Regions from separate parts of the Homo sapiens genome. Here region 1 is linked to region 2. The links are chromatin loops, found by intact Hi-C in ENCODE. Cell type or tissue: adrenal gland. All regions are shown on one strand. Links, peaks and the distances in the headings refer to the core of each region. The heading gives the core; the rest is flanking DNA.

Region 1 (16,403 bases), core at 3,185-11,184, 120 kb after region 2:
GACTGAGAAAATGAACAGAAAGAAACATACAAGTAAAACCGCCAAAAAATAGCAGTCTTCACATTTTGTACTATTTGGGGAAAAGCAAACCTATGAAGGTGCCTTTTCGGTTAAAGAGGAAGGTTGTTTTGCAGGGAAGAACAAGAGGATGTATGTGAAAGTGTTTTGAAGAACTCACTGGGTCATACACCTAAGTGTAAGGTATTTATTAGAGGATTAACATTGGGAGCTATCACAAGGCAGGGAGAATAGGAGTGGGAGAAAGGGTCTGATTGCTAAGAGGCTAGTTGGAATGAGAGGAAAGCAGTGGAAGGCAGGAGCTTGAAAGATCCAGAGGAATCACGTGCAGAGGAAGCGGGTCAGTAGATGGTTACGTGTCCTCCTGAAAAATCAGTTTCTACTTATGAAAATACTACCTTGGTCACCACACACCCTCAGCTATGTTGCCTAACTCAGAAATCTGGGCGTCACCCTTAACCTCTTCTTTTTCTTCATCCCACTATTCCTGCCAACCTGTTGTCAAGTGTGGAAGCCCTCTCTCTTAAACACAAGGAAGCTGTATGATGTGTTCACAGACAGTAAGTGCGGTGCCCATTATCTTTTAATTAAGATGAACTAAGAGCCTTTTAACATGCAAAGCAATGACAGGCAAAAAACTTCTCTGTGAAGATCCCACTGTATCACTGGGCACCATTTACCCAATCAAGGGGAGATGTACTTCTGGACAAATGAGGCATCAAGACTCAGTTTCTGGATCAATGACAGCACCAGAATGAACTAAAAGGCAGGAATGCCCTTTGTTGGAAGGATTCACTGCCTCCCTGCATCTCTGAATAGACAGCTGCCTTCCTCAAGACGTGTTCTTTACCCTTGGACTCAATTGCTCCTGGACACCATCATGAAGCCACCGGGCATGGCAAACATCACCTGATCCAGCCTCAGACTCAGCTGAGGACGTCCTGAATCTTCACTCACACTGGGGTCCTTTAGGGTGCTTAAAACAAGAAGATAAGGGGATGTCCTGAAAGAAGAGCTGAGTGACAGAGTGATGTGCATATGAAGCGGCAGGGGTCTGGTGAGTGTGTGTATGTATGCACACATGTGTGTATATGTGTATGCATGTGCACAGGGGAAAGACAGGTTAAGCTGCGGTTTCACATCTTCTCCAGCTGCCTCCATCTGGAAAACTGGAAGATTCTCCGACTCTAATTCACAGAATTCTCTTGGGGGTGGATTGATTATAGTACTTAGAGATACTAATGATTTACAGGGACTGGGAGGTCTCCCGATTTGCCTTCAGGCCTTCAATGACCTTTGACAGCTTTCTGTCTCCATCCATGGTCTGTCAGCCCAGAACCCATCACACCCAGCCAAGCCCAGTGTCATTTCCTGGCTGGAGCAGCTTCCTTAACTTACAGGACTCTGGACCTTGCCTGCATCTACCAGTCTCCCTTAATTGACCTCTCTGAATTCAGTATCTGCCTACCTTATTGCATATGTCCATTCTAGGGATGTCAATATCACATGTCTACTTTCACGTGTAAACCAACATGTGGAACCTGTGGTTAATTGTAAAATGCCACTCAAGGGCATTAAAGATATATACTTTATGAAACGCTGTCTAGGAGAAAAAAGTGATAACTCAGCAAGCAGTTTGCTTCATACTAGAATCCTTCCAAGTGCCTTTCCCTTTGCAGTTCAAATCTTGTACCTTAAATCACCAGTGTACTTCCTCCTGGGTCCTCAAACTCTGGATGCCAGCCCTTCCTAGCCAGTCCTGTTCTGAGGTGCTGTATATGCCCACGGAACGATGAATACTTAACTTTAAATTTGGAAGTCACCTATTTTTGGCCACCTAAAAGCTCCCATGCAGACATTTACCTGGAATTGTGCAGTTTTCATCTGCCTTTACACGCTTAAGTGGATCTTAATTTTAGGTGTGAGTGAGGCACTAAATGACTTCATTTGAGACTAGGGGGTCTGGTTTTTAGGAGGGGCTATAAGACTGATGATTCATGATGCATTCAACACTCATGGGGTGGGGAGAATGTGGTGTGAAGTAGGCATGAGCTGTGGAATCTGGCCTGGGTCACAATCTGGATTCTGACACAGGGAGCCTTAATCTCTCTGAACTTTATGCATGAAGTTGATCATTGTGAAAATTGAGTGAAATAATGCGTATAAACCGCCCGGTACATTATATACATACAACAGGTGCTCAATAATGGCAACTTTTGATTATGATTTATGAGCACCCCTCAGATGTAAGGTGTTAGGTGTTGCAACACCTATAAAGATTTATTCCACATTTGGGTGCAACATCCAGGCTCTCTGTCTTTTTTTTTTAAAGAGTGCAAATCCACGTTTATTTATTGACTTTCCCTTAGTTTAAATCCTTGAGGGGTACAACATGACTCGGATTCTGTGTCCAATAGCCTTAGCAGGAAGATTGCTTTGGAATTTGGCACGTTCTCGGAGTTACCTTTCCCCAGATTACTCTGGTTTTGTTTAGTTTGCCGCCAGGAGTCACTATGTTGCTCTTTGCTTTGTATACGTAAGTGCATCACTAGTTCAAAGAGAATTCTGTTTAATCTCTGGCATAACCACCTTCGACTTTAAGAAGAGCTGTGTGCTCCCTTTGGTTCCGGAGACCCCTCTCATAGCCAGTAAAAATGGCCTTGGACCACAGCCTTCCAGACATATTTCCTTTTAGAAGTCCTGTTCCCTGCAGGCCTCCACAGGAGCCAAGATGGCGGGAAGAGAAAAACAACATCCAGGCTCTTACTTACCATGTCAATGCTTCTCAGCCCTGGCTAATTCCAGAATCACCTGGAGGCTTTTTTTCTAATTACAGACTTCTGATACTACAGTTGTCCCTCGGTATCCTGGGGGAATTGGTTCCAGGACTCCCTCAGATACCAAAATCCTCAGATGTTCGAGGTCCTCATATAAGTTGGCTTAGTATTTGCATATAACCTATACACATTCTCCTATATACTTTAAATCATCTCCAGACGACTTATAATACCTAATACTATGTAAATGCTATAAACAGTTGTTATACTATACTTTTTAAATTTTCTGTTATTTTTTGTTTTATTGTGATTTTCCTTGTTTTCAAAATTTTTTCATTCAAAGTCAGTTGAATCTGTGCATGTAAAGCCCAGGAATATGGAGGATAGACTATACTTTAAAAAAATTCTGATTTAGCAATTTGGGGTGGGACCTGGGAATCTGTATTTTGTAAAAGATGTGGGAATGACTCTAATGATCAAGCAGAGGTTGGAAAGAGCTGATTTAGAGCCAAGTGTATCTGGCCACTAAATCAGTAATTCTTAAGGGCATGGTAATAACAAAGTTGCTGGTGCAGTGGTTGATGAAGATTTTCTTCCCAAATAAACACATTAAGCATCCCCCTTCAGCCAACCAGGGTATAGTAGGACCGGAGAGGAGGATGTGTATATATTTTTTTAAAGTTTATAGGTAGTTTTGCTATATCTCCTCTTCTCCATTTCTATTGGAAACCCTTCTACGGGACAGTCTTGGAGCTCAAACCCCAGTGGGATGTCAGCATTCATATTCTCTGGCACCATCCTTGTGCCTTGTGACTGTGATTTTATAATTCCACATTCATAACTTGAATTCAATTTAAGACAATGCCAAAAGGACCTCCCAGAAAGCAATATGATGTTGGGAGAAGAAGCCACTCAGGGCAGATTTGCCCCAGAAACTGATTCATGAGATGTTGCAAGTCAATGACAATCAGAACTAGGGGATAAAAGGCACTGGTCATTTTGCAATTCCCAGCACTAAAACAAATACCTAGTTGTTGATTAGTTTTCAAGTCCTGGAGATAAGTTGCCTCCAAAGAATGAGAAGTTAGGCAAGTGGGTAATTTCATGTTGAAATATAGGAGTAAAGGATGCAGAGTGTCCCTTGAGAGTACCCAGCTGCAAGATAATAACCCCAAGGGGCAGAAGGCAGGTGCAGCCTCTCCACCAAGTGACAGACCAGCTGGGAGGTGCATCCACTTACTTTTCACAGCAGCTATCCTGGATCTGAGAGGCTTGGAAGCTGGAAATAGGTGCTAGCCAGAGGTGTGTTTACTGGAGGTTGGCGGGGGCAGAGGAGAAGAAAACAGGGAGATTGAAGACAAGTGTGCATCCTGATTTGAGAAATTAGCAAAGACTGCAGATCTTCAGGAACCTGGACAGTCTAAACATGGGAGATGACTACAGAAGCAATATTTATATGAAAAGATGCTCCATGAGAATGTCAGCCCCATGACAGCAAGAGCTTTATCTTGTTCAGGCCGTCAATTCTTAACCAAAATGATGCATCTTGTTCAAGTCAGATATAAAAAATAAAACACATTGCTTCTGTATTATCAGGGAAGAAAAAGCAAAGGGGGAAAAGCCACTATTTAACAGATACCTGTTCTGTATCTGATATTTTAATACCTTGGTTCTCAAACTTTGTTGCACATTTCAATCACCTGGAAAGATTTTAAAACTCTCAATGCCCTATACCAGTTAATCCACAATAACTGGGGGTGAGAGCCAAGCATCGGCATTTTCTAGAAGATCCTCTGGTGATTCCAATTTGCAGCAAAGCATGAAAACGACTGGCTTCACACATTATTCTTTTAATCTAAAAAATAATCCTGTGAGACAGGCCTCATAAAGTTAGCCCTGTTTTACATATGAAGAAGGATGATAAAAGGATAATCACTTGTCCAAGATCAACCAACAATCAAGAGCCTAACTTTGGTTAGCTTTAAAATGTAAGTACAACACTTATCCAGTGGCTATACTCTTTTCATAGCATATACAACTGCTCAAATTGTTGTAATAAAATGCCAGTTTAAACAACAGAAATTAATTTTCTTGTGGTTCTGGAGGCTGAAAGTCTTAGATGAAGGCCCGGCAAGATGGGTGTCTGGTGGGGGCTCTCTTCCTAGATTGCAGATGCTCACCTTCCTGCTGTGTCTTCATAAGGTAGGGGCAGGGGAAGAAGGAGGGGGAAGACAAGGAGCAGGGGGAGGAGGAGAAGAGAAGGCATTAGCTCTCTGGTGTCTTTTTCTTTTTTCTTTCTTTCTTTCTTTTTTTTTTTAACAGAGTCTTGCTGTCACCCAGGCTGGAGTGCAATGGCATGATCTCGGCTCACTGCAATCTCCGCTTCCCGGGTTCAAGCAATTCTCCTGCCTCAGCCTCCCGAGTAGCTGGCATTACAGGCGCCTGCCACCATGCCTGGCTAGTTTTTGTATTCTTAGTAGAGAAGGGATTTCACCATTTTGGCCAGGCTGGTCTCAAACTCCTGACCTCAAGTGATCCACCCACCTCGGCCTCCCAAAGTGCTGAGATTACAGGTGTGAGCCACTGCACCCGTCCTGGTGTCTCTTCTTATAAGGATATCAATATCAGATCAGGGCCCTACTTTATGACCTCATTTAACCTTAATTATCTCCTTAAAATCTCAGTCTCCAAATATAGTCACACTGGGGCTTAGGGCTTCAGCGTATGAATTTGGAAGTGGCACAATTCAGTCCATGGCACGCAGTAGTTTGGTATCCTACTTACCATTCAGTAGATAACCCATCATTATCCTTCATTGATAGGAAGCATATTCATCACCTAAGAGTAAATGTCAGTTTTTGTGAGATGTCCTCCAACTCACTGAAGAAAGAACAAGAAGCCATAAACTAAAATCTCTAGTATAATGAATTGAGGCTTAGATACTAGAATGTATTTCCTGAACAAGATTGTTCAGCATTTTTAAACAAAAAACATCTAGAAATTTTTTCTACCTCTGCTTCTTTAAGGAACAAGTGAAATTTCAGATGAAATCTGAATCACACTTTTGTGAACCAAGATATTCCGGGAAGGATGGCAGATCAGAACTTAAGGAGCACTTTCTCCCATGCAGGCTGTTCTGAGGTTGATGAAGCACTACTACTGATGCTCAGAGAGAAACATGCCTCGCTGGTCTAATTCTGTGTGGCACGGGCACTTTGCTGGTCCAATTCTATGTGGCACGGGCACTTTTCAGGGCATTCAGCATTTACCGAACCTCCGCTTACACTTTATCCAAGATGGAGGACAATTTCTAACTCTTCATTTACTTCTATTTTTATTCAAAGATAAGACCCTCACAGCAGAAAGGAATTACAGCCTAAATTAGCTGTGGAAGTGGTAGGAAAAGACCTCAGCTCTTTGCAGGAGTCCTAGTGCCTAGGTGCAGATGAAAGGACTTTGTTCTCATCTTGTTAGTAAATAGACAGCTTTCAGACAGGACTAAAGAGCCGAGATCTTTGAGAAACCATATCAAATATGAGACAAGAAAAGTAAAAGCCTATGAAAGTTATCAAGAAAGAGAAAATGATTAAAACTGGAAACTACATACTAATAAAATAGATGTGTATTATTTAGGAAAATTCTCAAATAGAAAATTAACAAATAATGAGTATTTATAAAAGAAATGAGTAATCTCAAGGATTAGCACAGATTTACTTTGAACAATTTATACAACCCTAATGCATGTCCTTATTTTGCTATGATTATTAGACTGACATATCAGGAAAATGCCACATGTCTATTTCAGCAAGACATTTGACAGTATTTTAAATGGTATCCTTATGAACAAGATAAAGAAGTGTGAGCTGGCTGGAAATTCAGTTATATGAATTTATTGGAAAACTCATAAAAATTCACATTTTAGACTGATATTAACAATGGGAAAATTTTAAAATAATAATTATCTTAATTATTTTTAATAATTATCATATTAATGATAACAAATATTTATCTACTGACAGTGTTTTACATGTACTTTCACTTTTTAAAAAAACTCATGGTCATTAAGTCTCATTGGTAAACTTAATGCAGTCTTGTTAAATATTTTTGGCAATTATTTGGTGAATATCATACAAACAGTTTGGAGTGTCAGAAAACTGGGGGACAACACTATGTTGGATTATTTAAAACAGAGATATTGGAAAAAATTCAAGTGATTTTCAAACTTTGCTGATAGCATCAGAATCTTTTCCTTTAGAACATTTTTGAAAGACAGATAGTTGTTAGCATATAAAAGGAAAGTTCTCTGGACTCTAGAAGCATCAAATGAGTCTCACTCAGGAGCAATGTCTGTATTAAAGGCCTCATACATGGTAACTTGAATGTGAACATAACACAAGGAAGCTTGCAGAAATCAACTCCTGCCCTCAAGGAACAGATGACCTAGAACTAATAACAAAGACAGACAGGAAGGTATGATGAGATAAAGACACCCTAATAGACAACCAAGCACACAGCCACAGCCAGACCCGTGAAAAAGAGTGATGGATTACAGTGAGTGCAGGTGGCTGGTTCAGATGCACAGATGGGGGTAGGAGGAGAGAGGGCTCAATCTGTGTGCATGTTCACGTATGAATTTTCTCCCATATGTGCACTGGGGGAAAGCAGAAGGAATATGAAAGTTTTTGTCAGCAACTGGAAGGACAGCCTCTCCTTCATAAAGAGGAGAGACAAATAGTTTGTCATACTGCCTGGCTACTTCCTCAAGCAGTTACCAGAGAGTACTCTCCCTGGATAAAGCTTGTCCCTTGGGGTGCAAATGCCTTGCCTTTTCCTCTTGCACTCACATGCAGGAAGGGGAGGTAGAATCTGCCTTGAGTTCACCCCTCCATTGACCCCAGTCCTGGAGCTTCCCCACAGACCTGGACAATGCTGAAAGCCAAAGGTCACAGGAGTAGAGAAGCAGCAGACAGGTGAGGAACTCCAGGGAGATGAGTCCTTGCCCCAATGTACTAGAGGTAGGGCTGCTACTGTTTAATTCGTACCTGGATGGGATGAAAAGGATCAGCCACCCAGTGGAAAGGGGCAGGTGTTCGAAGCCACCTTGTGATTTAATATGCTGTCTATGGGGTTTCTCCCAAAGTAGATGGGAAAGTCTTCAAAGACAGGAAGATGTTGTCTGCCCACTCAATCTGTCCCTAACTCCCCGCAAAGGCTCCTAAAACATATGGAGCTACTCTAGAACAGTGTGTCTCAGGGTGCTGTGGCTTTTCAATCACCTAATTTAGCTGCCTTTGACACTTGATAAATACAAAGTCCTAGAACCTGTCACATAACTGCTAAATCAGAACCCCTGGAAGAGAGTTCAGAACCTGAATATTTTAGATGCTTCACAGATGATAGAGATAAACACAAGAGTTTGTGACGCTTCACAGATGATGCAGATAAACACAAGAGTTTGTGAACCAGCGTCCCAGAGGACTTAAAAATCTCAGCTGTATAATGCTGGATTCTGAGCCAGACAGCCTGAGTTTTAAATCTCTGCTTCTTGCTCACTGTAAGACCTTGGGCAAGTTACCAAACCTTTCTACACCTTGATTTCCCCATCTGTAAAATGGGGATAATAATAATCTCTACCTCAAAGAGTTGTGAGGATTAAATGAATATACAAAACACACATGTAAAGCACTTAGAACACTGACCAACACACAGTAAACCGTCAGAAGTGTAAGCAGTTATTATCTGATCCTGCTCAGTGTATGGAGTAGGAAGTAGAAGTGCAATTCGAGAAGCAATGCACAGCCAGTTGAAGACTCCATGACAACTAAAAGCCAGGTCTTTGTACTTTCCTGACAGGGCACTTTCTGTTTTTGTTTCTTCCCTTCAGGGCACTTTCTGCTTTTGTTTCTTCCCTTCTATCTCTCTCTTTTTTTTTTTTTTTTTTTGAGACTGAGTCTCGCTCTGTTACCCAAGCTGGAGTGCAGTGGGTGATCTCGCCTCACTGCAACCTCCACCTCCTGGATTCAAGCGATTCCCCTGCCTCAGCCTCCTGAGTAGCTGGGACTATAGGAGTGCACCACCACAGCCGGCTAATTTTTGTACTTTTAGTAGAGACAGGGTTTCACCATGTTGGCCAGGCTGGTCTTGAACTCCTGATCTCAGGTGATCTGCCCGCCTCGACCTCCCAAAGTGTTGGGATTACAGGCGTGAGCCACCGCGCCCGGCCTCTTCCCTTTTCTCTTCAAGGGGATTCCAAAGTTTGGTGCTCAATCACTAAGAATGATCCAAATGTGCTTTTTATAAACAGTTCCATAGGGAAAACAAAGAAAGGCTAAATACCATTTGGAGAACCAGTTCCGAGTGCTGCCAGCGTATGTTTGGTCAGAACCCAGGCGAGAAGTCATGATCAGAGAGTACAGCAATGAAAGACTCCATGGGAGAATCTTGGCCATCTCTTTTATGGGCCAGGAAACCATGCCCCTGAGAGTTGTAGTGATTGATGTGCATATGATCCAAGATTATGACTTTAATGCACAACTCCTGACTCCCAGTCCAGTGCTCTTGCCCTTTCCCGACCCTAGGAAATGAGATGCCATGTGCTTTGGAGCCACCGAGTCTGAGCCTCCTGGATGGGACATTTTGCAGACTCCTCCACGCCCAGATCTTTTGGCCTGCCTTCTGACAATCCCTCCACCAGCCGACAGCCATCTGCATACAGCAGTGACAGCTGAGGTTAGAAGGCATTGCTAAGGAGGACTTGGAAGAAACCAATTCAAAAGTGCTCAGATTTTAATAGAAAAGGCCTTCAGGGATTCTTCTAAATCATGCAGAGCAAAGCAGTTCTTCAAGTGACCCCAGCCTTGTCCTTTTTATAACTTCCTCCAAATGAGGGGTGGTTGGGGACTCATACAGGAACAGCTCCTTATTCCTGGCAACAAGTTTCAGTGATACTGGGTGTCTCTGTGACCAGCTGTCCTTTAAGGGTTCTCAGCAATAGTCTTGGTTCCAGCCTAAGGATTCCCATGAGGCCCCTCTTCTCTTCAGCGCTGTGTCTACTCTTCAGCCAATAAACGTCAGCCCTCTTTCACCCACTGCTTCCTCACATCCCCTCTTACTGTAGGTAGGGTTCAGGGTCCACATTTCTGGCCAGCATTCAGAGGAGAAAAGAGGATTGGCATGAGCAGGCAGGAGAGAGAGAGCCTGGTGCCTGGAAACGACTCAGCATCTTGCCCTTGTTACTAATAATCCTCCCAAAATCACCGAATGGTTTCTGGGCATTAAAGTTATCGTTTGCCATAAACCCCTTGTCTGTTTTCTGGAGAGTTTAATATATTGCAGGAAGTTTCACCCATAAAAGGTGATGGCTGCGCTCCTGTGAGTGAGCTGGACGCCTGTAACTTATGACCTTCATAAATGTGAGTGGGTCTCGCGAGCAAGTCCATCAGTCTTTGGAGTAATTCTGCTTCGTAGTAAAATATTTTACTGTGCATACTCCTGTCAGCATTTACCTCAGTGGTGTGGAGACTTCCCGTTCCTGCTGCCTCTTGCTCCCTACTCTTGCACCATTTTCAGTGATCTCAGTCTCAGACTCCAGTCTGAGACACACAGAATCATCTGCTTTTTTAGGGCTGCAGCCCAGCTCAATCCAGGGACTTGTGGGACTTGGAAAGCAGCAGAATCAATGTAGCATTATTTATCACTGTGACATTTTGGGTACTTTTCTTTGCTTGCAGAACTTGAAGGAGTAAGCCAAGAAAGCCATCACTTTAACCAGGGAGGGTCCTTCATTATCAAATGGGACTGTGCTTGAAGACGATTCGCAAGCTGTAGAGTCTTCTAGAAGCGGGAGACTTTTTGTCACTCTGATGAAGCATGGCAGTTAACATTCTGCTTCATAGTCCCAGAGACCTAAATAGGGTTTATCAGAGTCACAGGCTTAACACCGGCCCAGAAAATAACCAAACGCTTTTTATGCAGCGTGGATCAGTAGCGAGAACACTCCTGTTAACAAGCTCAAGTTTCAGCTCCGCCACCTGCTTGCCAGGTGATGTTGGGCAAATTACTCATTTCCCCTATGCCTCAGTTTCCAAAGGTATAAAATACTATGCCATCTCCATCTCAGTGTTGACATGAAAAGCAGATTAAATACTTCATAACAGCAAAAACTGTCATAATTGCCATGTGGTAATGTTGTCACAGTAAGGAATAATGGAGGGGTAAAGGCTTAGAGGAAATGAAGCCAAGTGGAAAATGAGAGCACTAATAAAAAGGATTCAAGAGAAAAAGAAGCAGTTGAATAGAATAAGTGGAATATCTGGCTTTTGAAATCAGGTGTCACTGCTGTTACGAGGATGGGCAGTGCTGGGAGCTGTGAGTTGGTGACCATACTAGAGGGGGCTGGCTTTGTGAGGCTCGGGGGATGGTTCATCTGCCTGGTAACCTGCTACTTCCAGAAACTGTCCATGGCCTGGTCTCAGGGCAATTCAGTTCATTTCCAATTCAACAAATATTTGTTGAATGCCTATTGTGCCAGGCACTACTGTAGATTTTTGAGATTCATCAGTGAATAGAACAAAAATCTCTGCCCTTGAGGAGCTTACAATCTAGAGAAGGAAGTTGTCTGCTGCATATCCACACCAGATAACCAGTTCCTCAAACACAGAATGGTACGTAGAGTAGCAGAGGCCCTACCTTCCCATTGGTTCTCCTGTCCCTCAAGTGGACACTAGGGGACGTTGATAAAAACTGATGCTGTGGGATATTGAATAGAGAGCTCCTCAGACTCTATGGGGCTCTGCAAGTCCATCCTTCCTCCTTCCCTCCCTCCTTCTCTTTCTTCCCTTCTTTCTTCCCTCCACTGGGTACATCATTTTCATATTACAGGTGGAAACAAGTTCATTCCATCAGTCACTAGTGTAGCTGAATTTAGAATATGCCTTCAAATCTGCTTCTGAAAAATATTTGACAAATTTCTAGGAACACTTACAGTGAGAGCAGAGAGACAGACAAGGCAACAGGATGGAGCAGAGGAAACTTGATAAATAGAAGAAGCAGGAGATTGTTCCCCAGGAAAAATCAACGTCCCATGGCATTTTAAAGACTTTCAGAACTGCCCAACAGTTATAATCTAGGGGTTACCTCTTGCCTCAATTTGAGAAGCCTGGTTACTGCGAAGACAATCATATATTCTTTAATCTATAACTTGTTTGAGTAATTAGCTTATGTTGGTTAGTTATTGCTATGTAATGACCAGATTCTCAGTGTTGTGCAACAGTGAGCACTGATTTAGCTCACATGTCCTCAAGCTACCCTGGGAGTTGACTGCTATGGTCTGGGCTTCACTGGGCATCTCTAAGCCTGTGGTTCTGAGGCTTCATTCTTCTCCCTACTCTCTCTGCTCTCACTCTAGTAATTAGAAGCTATTTTAAATGTTCTTCAGAAGCAAGTTTGAAACTGAATTTTAAATTCAGCCACACCAGTCATTGATAGGATAAAATTGTACCTATTAGTCTGTTTTAGAACACAAATGACCTGTGATAGAAGATTGATATACACACTGGAAGGGAGGGAGGAAGAATGGAAGGAAAGAAAGAAGGAAGGAAGGGAGTAATTTCCAAAAATAACTGGACTAGCAGCATCAGCAACACATGGAAACTTATTTAAAATGCAAACCATCCAGACCTCCCCCAGACCGACTGTATCAGGGTCTCTTGGACTGGGTCCCAGCAATCTGTGTTTTAGTGAGCTTTCCTGGTCATTCTGATATTAACATTTGAGAACCACTGCCCTAAGGTACAGGTTAGATCTTTCATCTTTCAAGGACCAGTCAGCTAGTCAGGGCATACTTTTCTCATGAAAATGGCAAGGTGCAGGAGGGAGAGCAGCAATGTGTGGCACCTCTCAGGCTGACACGAGGAATTGGCAGCTGATATACTGTCTGCCCAAATTTCACTGGCCAAGCAGCCATGTGACCAGGGACAAATAATTGGGACAGAGAACCCAATTTACCACAGAACTTAACAAAAATAATGTTGAGATACCACTTTATGATCTATGGTGCTCTTTTACGTACATTATCTGATTTAATTCTCATAACAACACTGTGAGGTAAGAGGTATCTCCATTTAATGGAAGAAAAAAGGAGATTCTTAGATGTCGAGGTCAATGTCGCATAGCTAATAAGACCTAGGTCTCCCATCTCCACATTTGGAACTATTTCATTGCATCAAACTTCTACCCCATAGGTTCATAAGGATCCTGGATTTCTTTCATGATCAAAAACATCTCCAATGTACAGTGCAATATATTTCCTGTACCCTAGAGTCCCTATGCACACAGGGAGAATGAGAATCAGAAACAGGAACATATTTTTACCTATTATCAGCCTCACATTAGACAGTTGACTCTATTTCCAGGTTTCACAGTCCCAGCCTTTTTTTGCTTCTAGTGTTTCCTCATAAACTTGAATTTCAAGGTTCCATGAGCCTTCCTTTGAATACCCTGCAACTTAAAATTTTCATACAAGGGATTTTTCTATAGGAAGCTTTCTTTGACTCATTTTCATGATTTTCTGATTTCATGAGAGTGTTACAAGGTGGGTGGGGTGAATAAGAGCACAGAAAAAGAAAGAGCAAAGAAGCACAGTTTCCTTGTGCAGCTGAAGACACAATCCAGAGAGGGAAATAAGATTGAGAAGGAAAATAAAAGGAAGAAGAAAACATGACATAGAGGACATAATGTTTCCTCGTGCTGTGGTATAGAATGCAGAAATTTTATCAGCTAAAGCTGAAGGGGAATTTTAGTGCCTCTGATGACTTAAAAAATCTAATTAAAAAATGGTTTTTTTAAATCAGTCTAACATTTGTTTCTAAACATTTCAACAGATTGAGAGAAAATATTTTTTAAAACTTTTATGAGGGCTTGGCGTAGGAAAAGAGTCCTACGCTAATCCCTTCTTTTCTCATAGGAAAAGAGTCGTTTGTTATTTCTACTTTTATGTGTAAGGCAAGCGTCTTCCTCCCTTTTTCCTTTCCTGCCCAGCCCCCAGCTTGCCCCTCCTCCCCTGACTACTTGGTAATTTAAGATGCCTGAGGTGCTATAGGAGAAAAATATGACCCTGATTCTGAGTGTGATCTATAGGGAGCCCTGGCTGCACACCTTAATTATTGCTAACAAAGTAACATTTTAATAGCTTTAGGTTGAAATTGATGAGCCCTCCTGTTTGCTGGAAGCCTTGCAAAGACACAATATGACATCTTGTAGGAAAAAAAAAAGAGAGAAAGAAAGAATGCAGTGGTGTTAAAGTATCTGGCTCTGTGTGCAATGGCCAGTTTTTAAAAAGCACATTATCCGTGTTCAGCAACTTTTTCCTTAGAACTTAAAGTCCATTAGAGCTCATATGTTCATGTAATGCATTTCCATCTTCCTATGAATAGGATATAAATATTATTGTTTCCTTTCACCGAAGAAAGGCACCGTGAAGGGACAGCACAAAGTCTTCTAGCAAGGGAAAGATGAGCAGCTGAACATGAGATGCTAAATTCTCTAAGCCCAGTGACTTCTCCACTTACTTTTATAGTGGTGTTCATTGTAAATGGTGGATGTAGGGTGACAAATTAGGTGGTTTAGAGGACTGCAACGAAGTAAGAAAAGAGGACTTCACCTCCAGCTTCCAAGGTAGAACTGCAGAAGTCCCAGTATTAAGTGACAGTGACTATCTAGGCCCCGAGGAGGCTTGAGCTTATAGCAGGTCTTCAATCTGTCACAAGTTTTGAAGAACTCTCCTATCTAATAGTCCCAGTTAACGCATATAGTGGTTATGATTTCTCAGGCGACACTCCTAGTCCACAGCACCCATAGTCTCCTCTGGCATCCATGATGATGTCTGATCTTGGTCATTAGTTCCTGGAAGTCATATCATAGCTCCCCTCATTGCCCAAATGCAAGGCCGTTTTGGCTCTGCTCACCCCCTCACAGCTACTGCAGAGCCCCTCCCAAAGGACACCCAGACCCGATTCTGTAGCACCATTGCAGGATCGTGAGAAAATAATTCGGGTACTGCAGACCCTCTCTACTTAGAAAAGACAAGCCACTATTTCTACAGTCCTGATAGAGCACTAAGATGCTTCAGGGAAACTTCTCAGTATTATATGACTTTAAATCTGGGGAGTGGGAGTGGAGCTGGGTGCAGGGGATGCATAGATCCTTCTGAGAGACCCACAACAAAGTCTAATTCTATCCTTCTCCTCTCTGCCTCTCCTCCATCTCTCAAGGAACTCAGATTTGCTTTTCTTTTCTTTTCTTTTTTTTTTTTTTTTTGAGATGGAGTCTTGCTCTGTCACTAAGGCTGGAGTGCAGTGGAGTGATCTCGGCTCACTGCAGCCCCTGCCTCCCGAGTTCAAGCGATTCTGCTGCTTCAGCCTCCCGAGTAGATGGGACTACAGACACGCATCACCAGGCCTGGCTAATTTTTGTATTTTTTTAGTAGAGATGGGGTTTCACTATGTTGGCCAGTCTGGTCTCAAACTCCTGACCTTAAGTGATCTGCCCGCCTTGGCCTTCCAAAGTGTTGGGATTACAGGCGTGAGCCCCTGCGCCGGCCCAGATTGTCTTCTGTATGGGAGAAAAGGGCTCAGCACATCTTCTTCCAAGTCAATTTATATGACAAAATTTTTATTCCCTATGTCCTTAAGAATCTTATTTTTCATTATTCAATAGTTACGTATGGGGAGTTCAAAACATCCCACCTCCCTCCTTTTTTTTTCCTCCCAAAATGTTGAATTTGGAAATTCTATATTAAGAACACAGAAGCTAAACTTTGGTTTCTGTTGTTTTCTCCTTGCATCTCTACATTCTGGGTAGTGAGCAAAGAATATCTCACTATTCTCTGAGTTGGAGAGGAAAGGAGGTGGTGGGAAGATTTACCAAGGAAGATGGCTGAGGATAATACTTCAAACTATTCTCTTATGTTACAGTTTTGTTCCTATCATTAAAGAAGAGACAGAACAAACCCAGAGAGAGTGGAAATAAGAGTGTCCCCTTTCTCAAGAATTAGCCACTCAGTAAGAAGAAAAAATGGGAAAAGAGCTCAAGTCAGCAGAGGAGAAAGAGGAGAAAGTAAAGAGCCATTAAAACATGCTGGGTCTTTTAGCAGGTATTATTTTTCCATATAGCCATACAATCATAAACATAACTCAATAATAAATGGCTTCCTGGTGAATAATATTGAGCTAAGGCTTATTTAAAAAGTCCCAATACACCTGAGTCAAATTCATATCATATCTTGTTACATGTGACACTCGGTGTGTATACATAACAGTAAATACTCAAGCCATTATGTGACAGTAAACGGGGTGGCGGGCGGGGGGAGGGGGCGTCCTGAAACTATTTGCAAGAAGTGGGGCAGGGGGTAGAAGAATGCCATTGTAAAGAGATTAAAGAAAGGTAGGTCATCCTATTGACATAAAGGGGATTAAAGAAGATAGGAATACCTAATAACATTTGCAAAAGCATATCTGAAACTCCTAAAGGATCAGCGGAATAGAGTTATGAGGTCTCAATGACAAATAATCTTGAAGGTATATTGGGCATTTTAGGTGGGGTTAGAACTGA
Region 2 (16,403 bases), core at 4,091-12,090:
ACTATTGTTTTTTATGACAGCCTACAGTAGAGTCTCCTCTGTTGAGAAACATTCAGCATGTGAGGGTTTTATTTAATTAACAATTGTAACCCCAAGTATTCACATTACTGTCACATTGTGAGTGCCTGTCCTATCGGAAGTAGCCCAGCTTCTTTAGATACAAGGCTTGAGGGAAGTGAGGAGGAGGTATGGGTAGCTCCTTCCTTCCCAGGTACTGGAAAAATCTGGATCATTATGCTCTGTCCATCTAAAATGCCCTTGGAACTTTGCTCTCTGTTGTGTGTTCCTCAGCAGCTGTTTAGCAGCTGCTTTGCTCCACCTCAGCAGTGGGTGAAACGACCCCACTGTCTGTTTATTGAAGAGCAGAAAGGGCCCCGGGATAGAGTGCCCTGAATAAACATCAGATATTGTGAATATTTTTATTCACCATAATGAAGCACATTATTATTAGCTGAGCACTGTGGCTTCCCAGCTGAGAGCTGGTGCACTTGACAATACTCCCTCACATCCAGCCCCTCCTCTCTTTGAGCCCAGACGAGGTGGGGAGGCTGCAGCCCGGCGGGAGGTTGTTTCTCTAGAAAGGTGGCTAGGATGCTTGCCATGTGCCTAGCCCTCCACTCTCCATCCTGTGGTCTCCAAATTTCAGCTAACTTGCTGCCAGGTTTTATTTCCTTCTCTTGGTTGTACAGTTCCAGGTGCTGGGGTTGGCTAGGGAATGAGCTTACTATATAGATCTCGTGTTTATTTAGCACTTTTCCATGGAGAGTGGAGAGTAACATGCTATAAGGACCCGATCTTCTATGGATTTGTCTTCTGTATAGGCCCACAGAGTAAAAAGGAGGTATTTATTACCACCTTTACTTTTACCAAGAGGGAAATTGAACTCTGGAGAAGTTTACCCAGTTATCGATATATCCAAATATGCTGGGATTTCTAAGTTATCTATATTTTGAAGAGATAATTGTGACATGTACTTGTAGGGCCAGGCACACATATAGTAACTCATTTAATCCTTACTACACCTTATCAGGTAGGGTATTGCCATCTCGGTTTCACAAATTAGAAAAACGAGGCACAGATACGTTAAGTAACTTTGAAGATCCCACAGCCAAGTGAGTTCCAGAGGCAGGAGCTGAACCCAGACTGTGCTCTCACTCAGCCTCTCTGCTGTGTTCATGTGAGGGATTTGCTCAGTCTGCAGGTCATGGCACAAGAGCATGGGTGCCATTAGCCTTGCTGAAGGGTCAGGAATGATTAAAGCCACTTTTGGGTGAGTTAAATGAAGCACTGAGTAGTGAAAGGATGTGCCCAAATATTCATGGAGGCAGGGTCAAAAACCCAGGCCTCCCATTCACCAGTGTAGACACAGCCCAGTGGATGCACCTGCCTATGTACCTTTGGCCAACCAACCTCAAAGGATTTCTTAGATAAATAATCAGTAAATGTCTACTATTGTTATTGTTATTGCGTTGTCGACACATATGACAACGGCAATGCAATGTTATCAATAACGAGCGTGTTTCTGCTGTTAATAAGTTGGAGGAATTGAGTCTTTAGTTCTTTAACTCTCAAAGCATCATCTTGCCTTTTTTGTTGTGAATCTAATATAGTTTTACAGTATTGCTTTGAGTGAATCTGTGAATAGATGTTTTGTTGAATGCTCAGCTAAGGAAACCAGATTATGGATGCTAAGTCATAGTAACTAAAAGAGAGGGCAGGAGTTTTCAGAGGAGTAAGTTCAGACTCTAGGAAAGGACAGAGGCCCTGGCCTAAAATAGGAAGGGCTCAGGCCCTACCTCTGCCTCTTCATGTTTGCTGTGTGCCTGTGGAAATGTCCCTTCAGCTCTCTGGGCCACTTCTTCCTGTTAAATAAGGAGGTGGGGAAATATGATTTTCAACTCCACCTCCAGAGCTGATGATATGCTAGTTTATAACCTGAGAATTTTTATTTCTGCAGGGATAGTTCCTGAATCCTCTCAATCATGTTTTGATGCTGTTTCTGTAAGACCCCTGGGGACAGATTCCCTTTGTGTTATAGACATAGTGGATCTTCAGAAGGCCAGAACAGGAGAGGAAGTTCTTATAATAAAACTTGAAACAGAAATAGGTGGATGAGAAATCTCCCAGAAGAGTTATCAAAGCTTTTAATTCCATAATTCCATTTAAACTCTTTTGGCTATTTATGCATTCTAAAATTGAGTATTTGGAAGTACTCCTATATCAGAAATAATGAGCAAGGCAGAAAGCACATGATACATTTGACCCCAAACTCTCTTTGGCTGTTAACTTTGGGAAAAAGGGTGGTGTAGTGTGTTTTATACTAGAAGTCATATTCTTACATTTTACTGTGGTAAAATCATGGGAAAAAAAAGATTAAGATAAAATGATTAAGAAACTTTTTTTTCTCTTAAAAAAATCCAGCATTATCAGCCAGGCGCAGTGGCTCACGCCTGTAATCCCAGCACTTTGGGAGGCCGAGGCGGGGGGATCACGAGGTCAGGAGATCGAGACCATCCTGGCTAACACAGTGAAACCCCGTCTCTACTAAAATTACAAAAAAATTAGCTGGGCGTGGTGGCGGGCGCCTGTAGTCCCAGCTACTCCGGAGGCTGAGGCAGGAGAATGGCGTGAACCCGGGAGGCGGGGCTTGCAGTGAGCCGATATCGTGCCACTGCACTCCAGCCTGGGCGACCGAGCGAGACTCCGTCTCAAAAAAAATAAATAAATAAAAATAAAAATTCAACATTATCGCCAAAACTTTGAGCCACAGGGGCTGAAAGGGACGTCTACCACAAACTATCCTAGTTTTCTTTATTTGCACAAGTCTCTAGAAAAGCCCACGTGGCCTAATGTCATAGACTTGATGCGTGTTGAGGCTTGGACCCTCAATGACGGTGTTGATTGTCCTGCCATTCCAGGCCTGCAACGAGTTCACCACCCACGTGATGAATCTCCTGCGAGAGCAAAGCCGGACCAGGCCCATCTCCCCAAAGGAGATTGAGCGGATGGTCAGCATCATCCACCGCAAGTTCAGCTCCATCCAGATGCAGCTCAAGCAGAGCACGTGCGAGGCGGTGATGATCCTGCGTTCCCGATTTCTGGATGCGCGGTGAGTCTCCCATGGGGCTGTCCTGCCCTCTCTGGGAGTCCCTGATCTGGGGCTGGAGTCCACAGCCGCTGCCCCCTTCAGGCTCTAGTTTCACCCCATCAACGCTGAACCAAGTGATACCCTGAGGATGGTTCTGCGAGACTAGATGGGCCATCGGTTTCACACAGTACCAGGAAAATACATGGTTGGAGGGGATGATCTTTATCACTACTGTTATGCACTCTGGGTAGCAGCAAGGAGGACTTAGGTACAGTGAGATTTTTTTCTTTTCATAGCACTAGGTACCTCTTTTACAGTTGCGTCTTATAACTATGGGCCTGCAGCTGTCTTACTAGCATTCTATCACGACAGGCTCTCTTCAATAAAGTTTATTCCATTTGCTTGGAAATTGGGATCTTTTCCACACTGTAGATGGACAGAGAGTGCACTCAATTCAACAAATATTCCTAAGTAAATTGCTGTCTCTGGGCTAATTTTAGGAGTGCAGAGCTGAATAAGACATGGCACTTTGGACACAGAGGGACAAGGAGGTGGTCTAACATGGGCCAACTTGGTTTGATGGTTTCCATCTGGCATTGCTGCTCATGTCCTTACTTGTGAGTTCAGAGCATTCAGTTGAAGAAACCATGGATAGAAAGGACCTTTAAAAGAAGACAAGAACTGAGAACACAGAACAAGTGGTCATCTCTTGTTTCATCTACTCTCTAGACCGGTAGATTTATGTGAAACCCTTTGATTCCTTTTGCTTCTGTTATCCAGCCTGTAAGATAGTAATAGTCGTCATATCTTTCATCTACTCTAGAAGAATATTTTGATAATTCATCTAGCAAATACATTTTGATTATGGGTATGCTTTGTGATCTAGAGTTTGTCTTAAATTCATCATCTGTGAATTCAGATACCATTCATATTTAAATTCTTGATAATAATCCCAATCTGTTATTTTTATCATTGGGACATTAGATATGTCAGGGTCAGTGTACCATTTCACAGTCTATAATTTTGCCTCTTTTCAATGAGATAAAACAATTTATTACTCCTCTTGAATTTTTTCACCCCTGAGATCATGTTTTATTCAGCTCTCCTACCTGCATTTTTCTCTGTGTTCACAATTATGGTCTTTACAGTCCTTGGACCTCTTTAAAACGCCCTGGCATCTTTTTTCCTCACTCCCTTTTAGTCAATGTGTTTTGGGTTGCATGGAATATAACATGAGAATGCCGGCTAGCAAAATGTAACTCTGGGCCAGTAGAATTCCATAGAATAAGTCAAGAGAAAGTAAAAACGAAGGCCGTTTTCCCCAGCTGGGTATAGTAATGGAGTGGAAATAGGCAAAATCACCCTAAAGCAGGATCCTCTGTGCCTCTCCCTCACCCGTGGCCTGCTGTCTGCCAGGCTTCTGTAATGCAGCCCGTTCTGCGTAGTGCAAAGTGCAAGTGACTGGTGGCCTCTGTTTGGGTCCTTCCTCTGTGCCACTGCCACCCTGCATGTATTGCTTACATCTCCATGGTAACTCCCCTAGTTAAAATGCTGGAGTTGGTATTTATGTTGGCAGATATTGAAAAAAAAAAAAAAAACAATTGGCTCCAGACTGGGTTCTTTCTTTTCAAGAAAGTAAGCAGAGAGAAGGGAGGGGCAGAATTATTGTCTCATTGGATATCTTCTCTCAGTAATTCCAGTGTGCCCAGCTGAAGGTCAGACTTTAACAGACACAAAGCTAGGAGGGTTTTGTACGCAAGTTTCTTTCGCTTCCACCAGCCTTTGCCTAGAGTGTTCCAGTTGGCACCAGACGGACAATCACTTTAAGACAGGGTCTTTTTCTTGCTTTGGTTACAACATTTGAATCATTGCTTCTGAGCCAAGATTCAAAACGAAAACAACTAACCTATTGTCATCGTTACTATCATTTCATTTTGGGGGTATATTTATTACCAGTGAAAGAACATGACCCCAAATTCCAGCCTAAGGCTGAGCAAATGGCCTTCTCAGTTCAAAAACAAATGTCTGCCAGACATCCTGATTGGGGAATTCACATCAATGCCTCCAGCGTCACTAGCTATAATTGGGAGAGAGAGCTAAGCAAACTTAGTAAGAAAGACACACTCACTGCAGATATTCACATGCTCCTCTAAACCATGCATCTGATGGGCAGGGCCTCACCAAAAAAGATTTCATGGAAGACAAATAAAATACAAAGAGGACTTGATTTAGTAATAGGATTAGTCTTTGTAATCTAATAGGTGTGTAGAATTGAGTGTTACTACTTTGTTGTGGAACACTCATTGTATTAGCTTTCTATTGCTGCGTAGCAGATTACCACAAATTAAGCAGCTTAAAACAACACAAGTTTATTATCGCACAGTTTCTGTTGGTCAGGGGCCTGGGCATGGCTTAGCTGGATCCTCTGCCCTAATCACAGCGAATCTGTAATCAAGCTTATAAGCTGAGGCTGTGATCTCGTCTGAGGCTCAGGGTCTCCTTCCAAGCTCGTTCTGGTTGTTGGCAGAATTCATTTCCTTCTGATTGTACGACTGAGGGCCTCAGTTCCTAGAGGCTCCCTTTCTCAATAGGCAGGTCACAGTTTGGCTGCCTGCTTTCTTCCTGAGGGCCAGCAGGAGAAACCTTCCATTTTAAGGCTTTAATCGAATCTTCCCTTTCGTTTACTCAAAGTCAGCTGATGAGGAACCTAATCATATTTACTATGCCATCCACTTACAGGGAAGGTGTGTACACCAGGGTCTAGAGTTTTGGAATTCTGTCCACCACACCCCTCAACTAACCTTTCGGCCCTTTATGCCACTCAAGTCATTTCCTGTCTCTCTTCCTTAGATTGACTTAACTGTACCACGGAAGTTTAACTTAAAAATTCCACACATTCATTCATTCATTCATTCATTCATTCAACATTTATCATATCATGCTATATACCAAGCATTGTGCCATACAACTTGGTAAGTTTATTATCAGGACTATAAATAACATTTTTTTTTTTTAGTTAAAAGAGGGAGAGAACTTATAAGCTCTCTAAATGATTTTCGAGCATTAATCTTAACTGTTTTTCTATAACATTTTTCTGGAAATAACAGTAACACAAACAGATAATTAAAAGTACGTCTGTATACTTCACTGCAATAGAGGGGATTACATAAAGTATATTGCCAAAGAGAGGATGACAAGAAAGAGGAAAGGACATCCAAGAAGGTCTAGTCTGGTCACACTGGCACTCTACTTAGATTTACTGGCTTATCTAACTGAGCTCTTACTATCTGCCCGATGTTATAGTAGCCACTGGAACATCAAAGATGAAAAAAGTGCATATAAAGGTGGGTCCTACCTTCAAAGAGCTCATAGGACAAATACTGTTACAACTACACAGAACACCACATGTTACACATTCAGTTCATTCATCTACCTACTCCACCTGAAGGAAATGATCCAGAGAGAGGGCCTAAAATACTGAGTTTCAGAGGAGCAGGATGTTTGCCAAATAGAAGGAATAATAGCAAAATAAAATAACAGAATTCTACTTCAGCAAGCATTCCTTGAGTGCTTACTATATGCGTGAGACACAAGGGTCTCAAATATGAGTGAGATCTGTCCTCTGCCTTTGAGGAATTTGCTGTTTAGTTGGGGAGACGTATGTAAATCTGTGGCGGATGTTGTGGGAGAGAAATATGCAGGGTGGTGTGAAAAGCCACAGGAGCATGAAAGCCACGAGTCTTTGGGGAACGCAGAGGCATATGATGTGGCTAGATGAAATTGTTCAGAGCATGTGTAGGATTGAGGGGAAATGAGGCACTAGGGATAGGAAAGATCCACTGAAAACCCTTAACTGTACCAGTGAAGATTTTGAATTTATCCTATTAAACAGCAGAAACCCTCAGAGCTGTTTAAGGAAGATGTATGGGAAGTTATCACATAAAATTGCACTGGATTCAAATTCTGGCTACAACCCTGATGACCTATATGACGCTGGATAAGTGGCTTATTTTCCCAAGACTCAGTTTTCTTACCTGTAAAACAGGGATAATCCTGTAAATAGGAATAAATATTAGTATAGTATCTGGCATATAATATTCACATCATAATTCAGCTATCATAATGATTACTGTGTTATATATTATTACTGTTATATGATATATTATTGTACATTGTTATATATATACACATTATTGTTAAATTTTATAATGATTAGTGACATGATCATATCTGTGGTTTAGAAAGATTAGTGATTCTCTTGAAGATGAGCTGTATTGGAGAAAAGACAATGTAAAGAACAATTATTGAAGCCTGTGCTCCTCAAACTGGCACTGCACAGGATAAATTGAAATACTTTTCACATTTTGTGTAAGTATTCCAAAGAAAATATTCTTATTTTAAGATAAACATTGATATATTATAAAGTGGACTAAAACAAGAGGTTCCAAAGATATTTTATGTTTTTGATGGTGTCCCCAGAGCTACAATCTTTTTCCAGGAGGGCTTCTTAGGAAAGCATTGATCTAGTGTTGCTCTGGTATATAGCTATTTATTTTTAAATTTAAGTTAACTAAATACTAAATTAAAATAAATAAACATTTAAAAATTAGCTCTCTGGTTACACTAGCCACATTGCAGCTGCTCAGTAGCCACACATAGCCAATGACTAATGTATTGGACAGCAGAGATATAGAACATTTCACTCATCGTAGAAAGTACTCTTGGACAGCACTAGTCATACAGTGATACAACAGGCAGCTGCTCCTCTTCACTCACTTCACAAATAGCAGCGCAATTAGAATGAAACAGAAGAGGTAGATTTGAAAGTGTAGAACTGTCAGGACATGCTTTGGGGGCAATCATTTGATGAAGGTAAGAAAGCAGGAAGAGTTGAGAAACTCCTAGTTTCTAGCACATGCTAGGTACTCCAATCTTTGAATGAATGAATGAATGAACAAATTAGCAAATATAATGAACCATATCTATAGTAATGTCACCAAATAATAAGACTAACAAGGAAAATGGAGCTGATTTGGGTAAAAGGTGATCTTAGTTTTGGAAACAGTTTGTTTGAAGATGCTTGGAGTCTGCAGTCATAAATGGGCCAATGGCTCTTAGCAGAGGTATTAGGGCAGGAGATAACAAATTTGATAGTTAGCAGTGTATGTCTGTGATGTCTACACATCTCACTATCATGAGTCTTTTATAAAAAACTTACCCCATGGACCCTGTGATTCAAAAATATTCTGTCCCTAAAACACCATATTTATCCAGTAATATTTTATCAGCTTCCAAATTTCTTAAATTCAAAACCTAGATGCCCAACTCACAAAGCTACTGATTGGTTTGAAATCACAAATGTTAACTCAGCAAGGTGATAACACTTCAAGCCAAAGCAAAGAAACCAGGTGTCTCAGTTAGCTCAACCTTATTGTAGAAAGGTGTTATTTTCACTAGGTTTCTTGAAATTTGGAAAAATCCTGATCCTAGGATTTCAAAGGCCCTAGATTAAGACAGCTACTAAAAGAAGTGATAAGCGAGTCCATCAGAGTAGGTGAGACCACCTAGGGAAGATTGCACATCACAAGGAGAGAAGAGCTGGGAACAGCTGTCTGCACCATCCGCATACCACCAGCTCATTCCAGAGAGGTTTCCTTTGAGTTCAATTGGAAGAGTCCCAAAAAATACACAGTAATGCTAATGCAAACAACTGAATGAAGGAACGGAGGCTCTCCAAATTAGGGAGCCTTCAGGGTCCAGTTCCCCAGGCCTAAAACAACAGTCTTTAGGCGAAGAAGAAAGAGAAGCCAAAGGTTATCTAAAGCCTGGCCTGCAGACCCTGTTAGTCACTTGGCTATCTTCCTCAAATTCCCATCATGCAAGAGCTTTTAACACATGCCCACTTTGCAGTTAGGCTTTTAAATCCAATCTGTACAATTTCTGATGCTGAGTGACCCAGAAACTCAGCATGATTTAGGAGAGTGACTTGGGCTTGGCATAATCTGGACAGATGTGGTTAATACCTGTGGACAGATGGTGTTCTTCCGGTAAAATCAGGCACTTCATTGTGTTAATTAATCCAAGTGGGACCCTGAAAATACAATATTAGCTGAATTTCCTGTCTAGCAAGGCCATCAGTGCTTTCTGTTGGCTAAATTGGGAAATCCTATATCCTGGTATAATCAGGGATGTTCTGGAAATCTTTTCCATAAGGAAAAGCTTTTAATAAAAGCAAGAAAGGCAAAAGTGCTAAGTGAGCTAATTTAAAGATGAAGGCCACACAACTTCAAGGAGGGCCAACCAGCCCCTGCATTGAGCCTGCAACTCCCTCAACTATCCACAGGCCTTCATTGTCAGGAAGCAATAAAGTGATTCTCACTTTAAATTAGTTCAATTAGCACTTTTTTTTTAAGGCAGAAAATGCTTTTATTAAAAAAAAGTGATTTTCTCCTTTTTGGCAACCTGTATATGAAAAAGAATTCTGTGGGCTTTTGTTTTACCATTTAGCAGCTGTTCTTGCTTAAGAAGTGCCACTTTTCTCCTTTTGAGGGATGTCAAGCTGTTGGGGGTTAATTTCAGTCAGTTCTGTGCCCTCTTCCCCAGATGCCTTTTAAAAATGTTACATGCATTTACATGGGGATAGAATGGAAAGAACATGATAACTTATTTTTAACTTATGGCTGCAGAAGCTCTGCATAATTGTGAGGAGCCAATTTGTATAGAAGAGAGAGATTGGGTTTTGTAGTGGTCAGACCTGAATTAATACCTTAGCTCTGTTACATACCAGCCAAGTGACCTTTGAGCTCAGTTCTTCATCGGTAAATACGAATAATCATATCTGCCTCAGTAGTAGTGAAAAATGAATAACTTGAATTGATTGCCAAGAGGGAGGGGTCAGGCCCAGTGCCTGGAACCTGGTAGGAAGAAAGACCAAGTTGTAGCAGCTGCCACGTGTTGGGCGCTGTGCTGAGTGCTGTCTTTGTGTGGTCTCATCTCTTCCCTACTCTCACCCTGTGAAGTCAGTATCACCCTCTTCACTTTCACGGAAGAAGCTGATCGAAATCACCCAGCTGATATTCAATTGACCGAGGATTCAAAACCAAGATGGGGCTGGGCGCGGTGGCTCATGCCTGTAATCCCAGCACTTTGGGAGGCTGAGGCAGGCAGATCATGAGGTCGGGAGTTAGAGACCAGCCTGGCCAATATGATGAAACCCCATCTCTACTAAAAATACAAAAATTAGCTGGGTGTTGTGGCACGTGCCTGTAATCCCAGCTACTCAAGAGGCTGAGACAGGAGAATCACTTGAACCCAGGAGGTGGAGGTTCCAGTGAGCCAAGATCACACCACTGCACTCCAGCCTGGGTGACAGAGTGAAACTCCATCTCAAAAAAACAAACCAAGATGGCCCGAATTTTGAAACTTTATACTCCTCACTACTCTGCAAAAATATCTGTGACCACTCTTCTGTTCGGTGCCCAGATGGTACACAATGAAGTATTGAGCAAATGCTTTTAGCGTTGGTTTTGGCATCCAGCCCCTTTTGGTAAATCTGCTCCAAATTCACCTTTTGCTCAAAAATTTGTCTTCTCCCAGAAGTAGATTTATTCTCTCCCATTTTATATTTATTTGGTGTGAGCCTTTTTGTTATTATTTCCTTTCTCTTTACAAAGGCGGAAGAGACGGAATTTCAACAAGCAAGCGACAGAAATCCTGAATGAATATTTCTATTCCCATCTCAGCAACCCTTACCCCAGTGAGGAAGCCAAAGAGGAGTTAGCCAAGAAGTGTGGCATCACAGTCTCCCAGGTAAGCAGCACCTCAAAAGCCTCAGCCTGTAGCCTGGCCATGGCGGGGCCTCCGGGGCAGGCTCTTAGAGGTCTTGCTTTACTGGACATTCATGCCTTGCAAGTTCCATCAGCTATAGCCTTAAAATATCAAGGTAAGCACTTGATGTGTATGCGTATAAGTGAGTTTCTAGGTAAGTACTTGGCAAAACTTGAGAAGAACCAGCAGAAGGAAGAGAAGAATAAGTAGAGTACAATGTAAAAACAGGATTAGGGTTCTTCCCATCGAGCACTCCTTTGCTTCAAATGGGTGAGGTGTCTAAAGTGTACTAGGAAAGTTATCTGCATTCCTCATGCTGTTTTTTCAAATTCAGTCAATTCCTTAGCCATTTTTTGCCCAACCCAGGAACTTTAAGAGTCAGTGAATGGAACTAGTTGTTATATAGCCTTTTAAATGAAAGAACTTAAATGTCTCCTCTTGATGTGCTGACTCTATAACTGATGGGAGTGTAGGAATTTTAACATGTCACTGCGATTACATTGGAATGGTGAACAAAATGTCACTGAATGCCCCCTTCCCCCAAAGAGCAATAACCATAACAGGTGGTGTCTGATGACTTGGAAAGATACATGACATAAAATTTTTATAGGCCTAGAGTTTTCAACACGAATATGAAGCAGAGAAGTAGGCAATAATTATGTGTACGTGTATTTTGTCCACTCAAAAGATCCACCCAAACTTCTTATTCAGTCTGAACCTCAAATACCACCACTGGTTTCTAATTGAGAACCATAGTGATAATTCTGAAATCTATCGGAGAAGGTTTTTCTTAGAATTTTGTCACATGCAGGAGAATTAAATGTACTGATATTTCCATTAAAACTGGGGAGGGGAGGGAGTAGTGAAGGCTACTGTAGCGAGAAATTTCACTTACCATTTTTCAAATGAAGTAGATGCTCTTTTATATAAACTAAGCATCTGTACCTCCTTGAATTGAATCCTGACTTCTGTTAATCCCTGCAGGGTGCTGATCCCATCAACCTGTGTTTAGCTGTACAGAATTAGGTCCAGTCAGAATATAGAGCTCCACAAAAGTATTGACAATGAAGGGACTGTCCAAGCCTTCCCAACAAACTAAGATGATTTTACAGCAGCAAATATCCTTGAAAACATTCTTTCAGATAAAGCAGAATGAATTGACTCCTTTTTAACCTGGGCCTTCCTTAGGTGCTTTGACCCAGCTGGAGGTCATTTTTAGTCTTGACAGTTCTGGGAAACGGGAACGTCAGCGGTCAAACTCAAGTAGCCTAGTTTTTTCTAGGGCTGTCACCATTCTTATCCAAATCTAAACCCCTTTTCCACAAAAAAGGGAATTAATGCTTTTTGATACTTGCTACATGTTTGAGGAATGCTTCTAGGTATGGACCACAAATATGCAGCAAATATCAAATCACTGAATTTTATCATGGAACCTTCTGCTTTTAAAATATAATTAAATTACTACTGTCTGAATTCCAAGTGTGGAATTCAGAATTTCAACTTCCTGTTGAAGGTAAAAGGAATTCTCCTGGAGGTAATTTGTAGTATAGCTGGATACAAGTTAAAATCCTGATCTGTTCCCGCAACCTTCACTTCCTTCATTATGGAAACTCAAGGTACAAATAGTGTGTCCATTAAAATCCTTATTTACATATTGTGTCACCTTTCCCTTTCCTCTGTCCATGCCAAAGTCATGCCATTCTTTCTTCCCCATCACATCTGTCTCTCCCCAAAGCAACTAAGCTACCATTGCTAAACAAGTCCAATGGAAGACAGTATAATATGATGTCATAGAAGGAGCATTAAGCAAGGAGCCTATTTTTGACAAGAGTCAACTGTGGGATCCTAGGGAACTCACTCTTTCTTTTTGGATCTTAGTTGCCCCATTTACTAATCATGGTTTGTTGGATCACATGATTTATTAAATCTTTCTCCTAATTCCCAAAGCCAGGGAATACCTCTTGGGCTGTATCATTATTGTCTTTTTTTGAAGTCACAAATTCTTTTGAAATCTACTAAAAGCTATTGATTTCCCCCATGACCCAAAACAAAGATATGTTGCCCATACACCCAAATCCATCTGAAATCCGCCTATTGACTGTATCTCCTCAGATCCCTAAAGAGCCCTTTTTCTATACCAGAGCTACTCTAAGTGTGATCCACAGAATGCAGCATCAGCATCCCCTGGGAGCCTGTTAGAAATATAAATTCTTGAGTGTCACCCTAATTCTGAATCAGAATCTTTGAGGGTGAAATCTATAATAGAAATTTGTTTTAACAACTTCCCCATGAACACTTAACTTTGAAAAGCAATGTTCTATATGCTTTATCTGAGTGATCTTTTCCATGCTCACAGCTACAAATAATACCTCCATTTGAATACCTAATGGAACTTCTCCCCTGCAGCACCAAACTCATAAATTTTACTTCCTAATGGACTTCATCATGGCTCTGCCCAGAGGTTCTTCAAAATTAACTTGTTCAAAATGTGAATCAAACTCTTCCCATAAAACCTACTATTCTTTCTGTATTTCATGTCTCATTCTGTGTCTGTTATCTATACATCCCTAGTGCCTAACGCGTATTAGGCCCTTAGTCCATGACTGTTGAGTAATTAGTTCATTCATGATAACACTCATTTTATACATTGTCCAGATCATTGTCTGTTGGACAATGCAGGAAGTCCCTGAACTGACCTAGCACCTTCCTACCAGTTCCATTGTTGTCATTTAGAAGGGTATCATTCCCACAACATGTCCCCTCTTTACCCCCTTCAGCTCATATTTTTTTTACATATAATTGGACCTCAGGTATTTCTTCTTCAAAAGTCCTCTGAAATTATCTTCATCTTTTTCCCTTTTCTTTCAGCTTGTGCAGTTATCTGAGAAAAAAAATCTCCTTACCTTTTTTCTTCTTTTCCTATCCCATAAATCAAAAAGCAACCATAATTATGACTGATTCCTATGAATAGTGAAAGTTATGTCAAGAAAAACATAAATTTCAAAGTGAAACTAGATATGCAGTGATCCTGAAATACACCCAAAAGTGTCCTTCCTCCTCCAGTTTACCTCTTTTTCTGTAGACATCAGTGTTTACAATAAATAAAGCATTTTCTTATTGAATTTTTTTCTTTTTTGTTTAATATTGTGGTGGTACAGACTGATTTTTTTTTAAAAAAGAAAGGCTTGGCATTTCTGCTGTAGTATAAACTGTATAAGCCTTTCAGTGCTATCCTTATAAGATGTTTTAAGTTTGTTAATGCGTTTAAAAAATTAAGTATAGTTTTGCAACAGTTTTCTTTATCTGCCGTCGTTGGGAGTTAAATATCAATGATATGTAAGCTGTGGTACATGTGGGATCAACTCCCCCTTCCCTCACCAGATTCATAGTTTGTTTTGTAATTATATAAAAACATCGACATTTTAGTTCAAAATCATATCTGGAATGTGGGATATAAAACTTTCCTTCCCCGGGCAGGAATTATGGGGGTAAAACTTGAATTTAACTGTGTCTCCACTTGTGTCTGGCAGAGGTCTTGGTATGAAGGGAGCAGAGGTACCAGATCAAGCCAAGACACCTGCTGCGAACCACATGAAGGAAATAAATTAACAAATGAAAGTAAATTAGGTTTATTGTGTCTGCTGGCTTTAACATTTAAACCCTAGAATTCAAGGGGATAATCATTTGTATGCTACAGTTTTTCCTTATGTAGATAACACTAAGCTTTACACAAAATAGTCAGTGAAATCTGGTAGATTGAATTATATTGATCCTAAGGTCTATAGTGAAATACAGCTAAGAATCTCAGTCCACATTAAAGTTATGTAACTTCTAAAAATTTGCAATTAATCTATCACACGAAAGCACCTATATGGACATTTAAAGATCTGTGTATCTTGATGGCATCAAGCCAGCTTTCACATTGATAAACGCTAGGGGCATTTCTCCTGAAATGTTAGGTATATTTTAGTGTCATAACTGAAGATGTAAGCAAATTTAAAATGCTTGCTCTAAATTAAAAGGGTTCTAGCTTAAATGAGCAGCTCCTTTATAGGAAGATTTTTGTCACAGTGGTTTCGCTAAATTTCAGTTATATTAAACAAGAGAATCGCATTTTATGTAGTTGTCCTTTTGAAGCTCTTACTTCAGATCTTTTTACTGATGTTGCCAAATTATTATAGGATAAGACCAATTAGCTTACCTCTTCACCTCTCCCATAAAGCCTTTTTTTTCTTCTGCAATGTTTCTGAAGGATGAAATGTGAACTTTCTCATCTTCTCTTAAACTACTCTAGGTATCAAACTGGTTTGGAAATAAGCGAATCCGGTACAAGAAGAACATAGGTAAATTTCAAGAGGAAGCCAATATTTATGCTGCCAAAACAGCTGTCACTGCTACCAATGTGTCAGCCCATGGAAGCCAAGCTAACTCGCCCTCAACTCCCAACTCGGCTGGTTAGTTTTTTCTTTGATTGGGGGTGGGGGAAGGAATTGTTCTCCATTTTTATACTGGCTGTTCCTACATTGGGATTTTCTTTTAATTTGTTAGGCTTTTGATTGGTTAATTTCTGTATTTGATTGTATTTTTGGATGTTAATGTCACTTTGGGCTCTTTCTTTCATTTCCAAAGAGCAATCTGTTAGACTTTTTACAACGTGGGTTGTCTGGAGGTTTGCATTAATTTGTCTATTAAGTTAAGACCAAAGTAAATTGGTTAGCTTGAAGAGACCTCTAAATTCTCCTCTCAGGGATATCAATAAGTAAGTTAGACATAGTGCTTAGAGATAGTCTATTGGGATTCTGTCATTTGGCCTGTTTTATATAAAGCTTTTATCCTTGTCAGTTTTGCTGTTCCAACAACATAATGTCTGGGTCACTTATTAGCATGCATTCTATGCAGAAATATTTACTCTTCTAGCAAATATCTTATTAGAATGCTTTGGTATGCAAAGCCAGGCTATGAATATTTCTATATATTGTTTATAGTTGTTGTTCTTTATTGTTTTTTGTTGGTCTTCTTTATGATTATCGGTCATGAGCTATGTAATAGGCTTTGTTTCAGGAAATATGCATTATATCACTAATTTAAGAGTTTAGGTCAAAATACTATATTTTGGGGTGTGCCTTGTGTCATCAGTTCAGAATTTCTACATGTGAAAAAATGTAGTTAATAATGCAAAAAATATAACCTTTGTGTTTGTATGCTATGGAAGGCATGTGGTAATTTTTTTTTCCCTTTGGTAAAGGAAAGACAAGTATTTTCTCATTAAATAAGTTTGGTTTGACTTTGATTAGGGTGCACAGCTAAGAAAACTGATGATTCTAACTTAAAAGGTTACCAATTTAAATATGTTTGATCGTAATATGATTACAAACCTAATGTCTAACATTTTTTAGAGTATGTGGTATCTTTGACCACAAAGCTTGTTTGTCCACTAAAATAAGTTTTCTTACAGCGACTCGTTACTGGAGAAATGTAGGGTTCCACA

What was found. Hi-C counts contacts between places; a loop is a spot of excess contacts. Peaks named below come from ENCODE experiments on the same cell type or tissue, not always from the same donor. Only the 100,000 strongest peaks of a DNase experiment are listed, where the experiment ranks them.
Region 1: it touches region 2 in a loop (2.4-fold over the local background); 10 of 110 quality-filtered maps call a loop at or near these places.

What each region holds. Positions count from the first base shown.
Region 1 is chr1:164,918,929-164,935,331 of GRCh38, forward strand. It overlaps the pseudogene RPL35AP7. Among named protein-coding and RNA genes, the nearest start is that of PBX1-AS1, 150 kb to the left of the region's middle. RefSeq lists an enhancer at 4,522-5,721. In adrenal gland, for the core only: no CTCF peak of the experiment used is centred there; a DNase peak (open chromatin) is centred at 7,573.
Region 2 is chr1:164,796,781-164,813,183 of GRCh38, forward strand. It overlaps PBX1 (PBX homeobox 1), which reads left to right. Exons shown (of 9, transcript NM_002585.4): 4 at 2,919-3,109; 5 at 10,762-10,897; 6 at 15,210-15,369. Among named protein-coding and RNA genes, the nearest start is that of PBX1-AS1, 30 kb to the left of the region's middle. RefSeq lists an enhancer at 2,998-3,498. In adrenal gland, for the core only: no CTCF peak of the experiment used is centred there; no DNase peak of the experiment used is centred there; H3K27ac peaks cover 2,269 bases.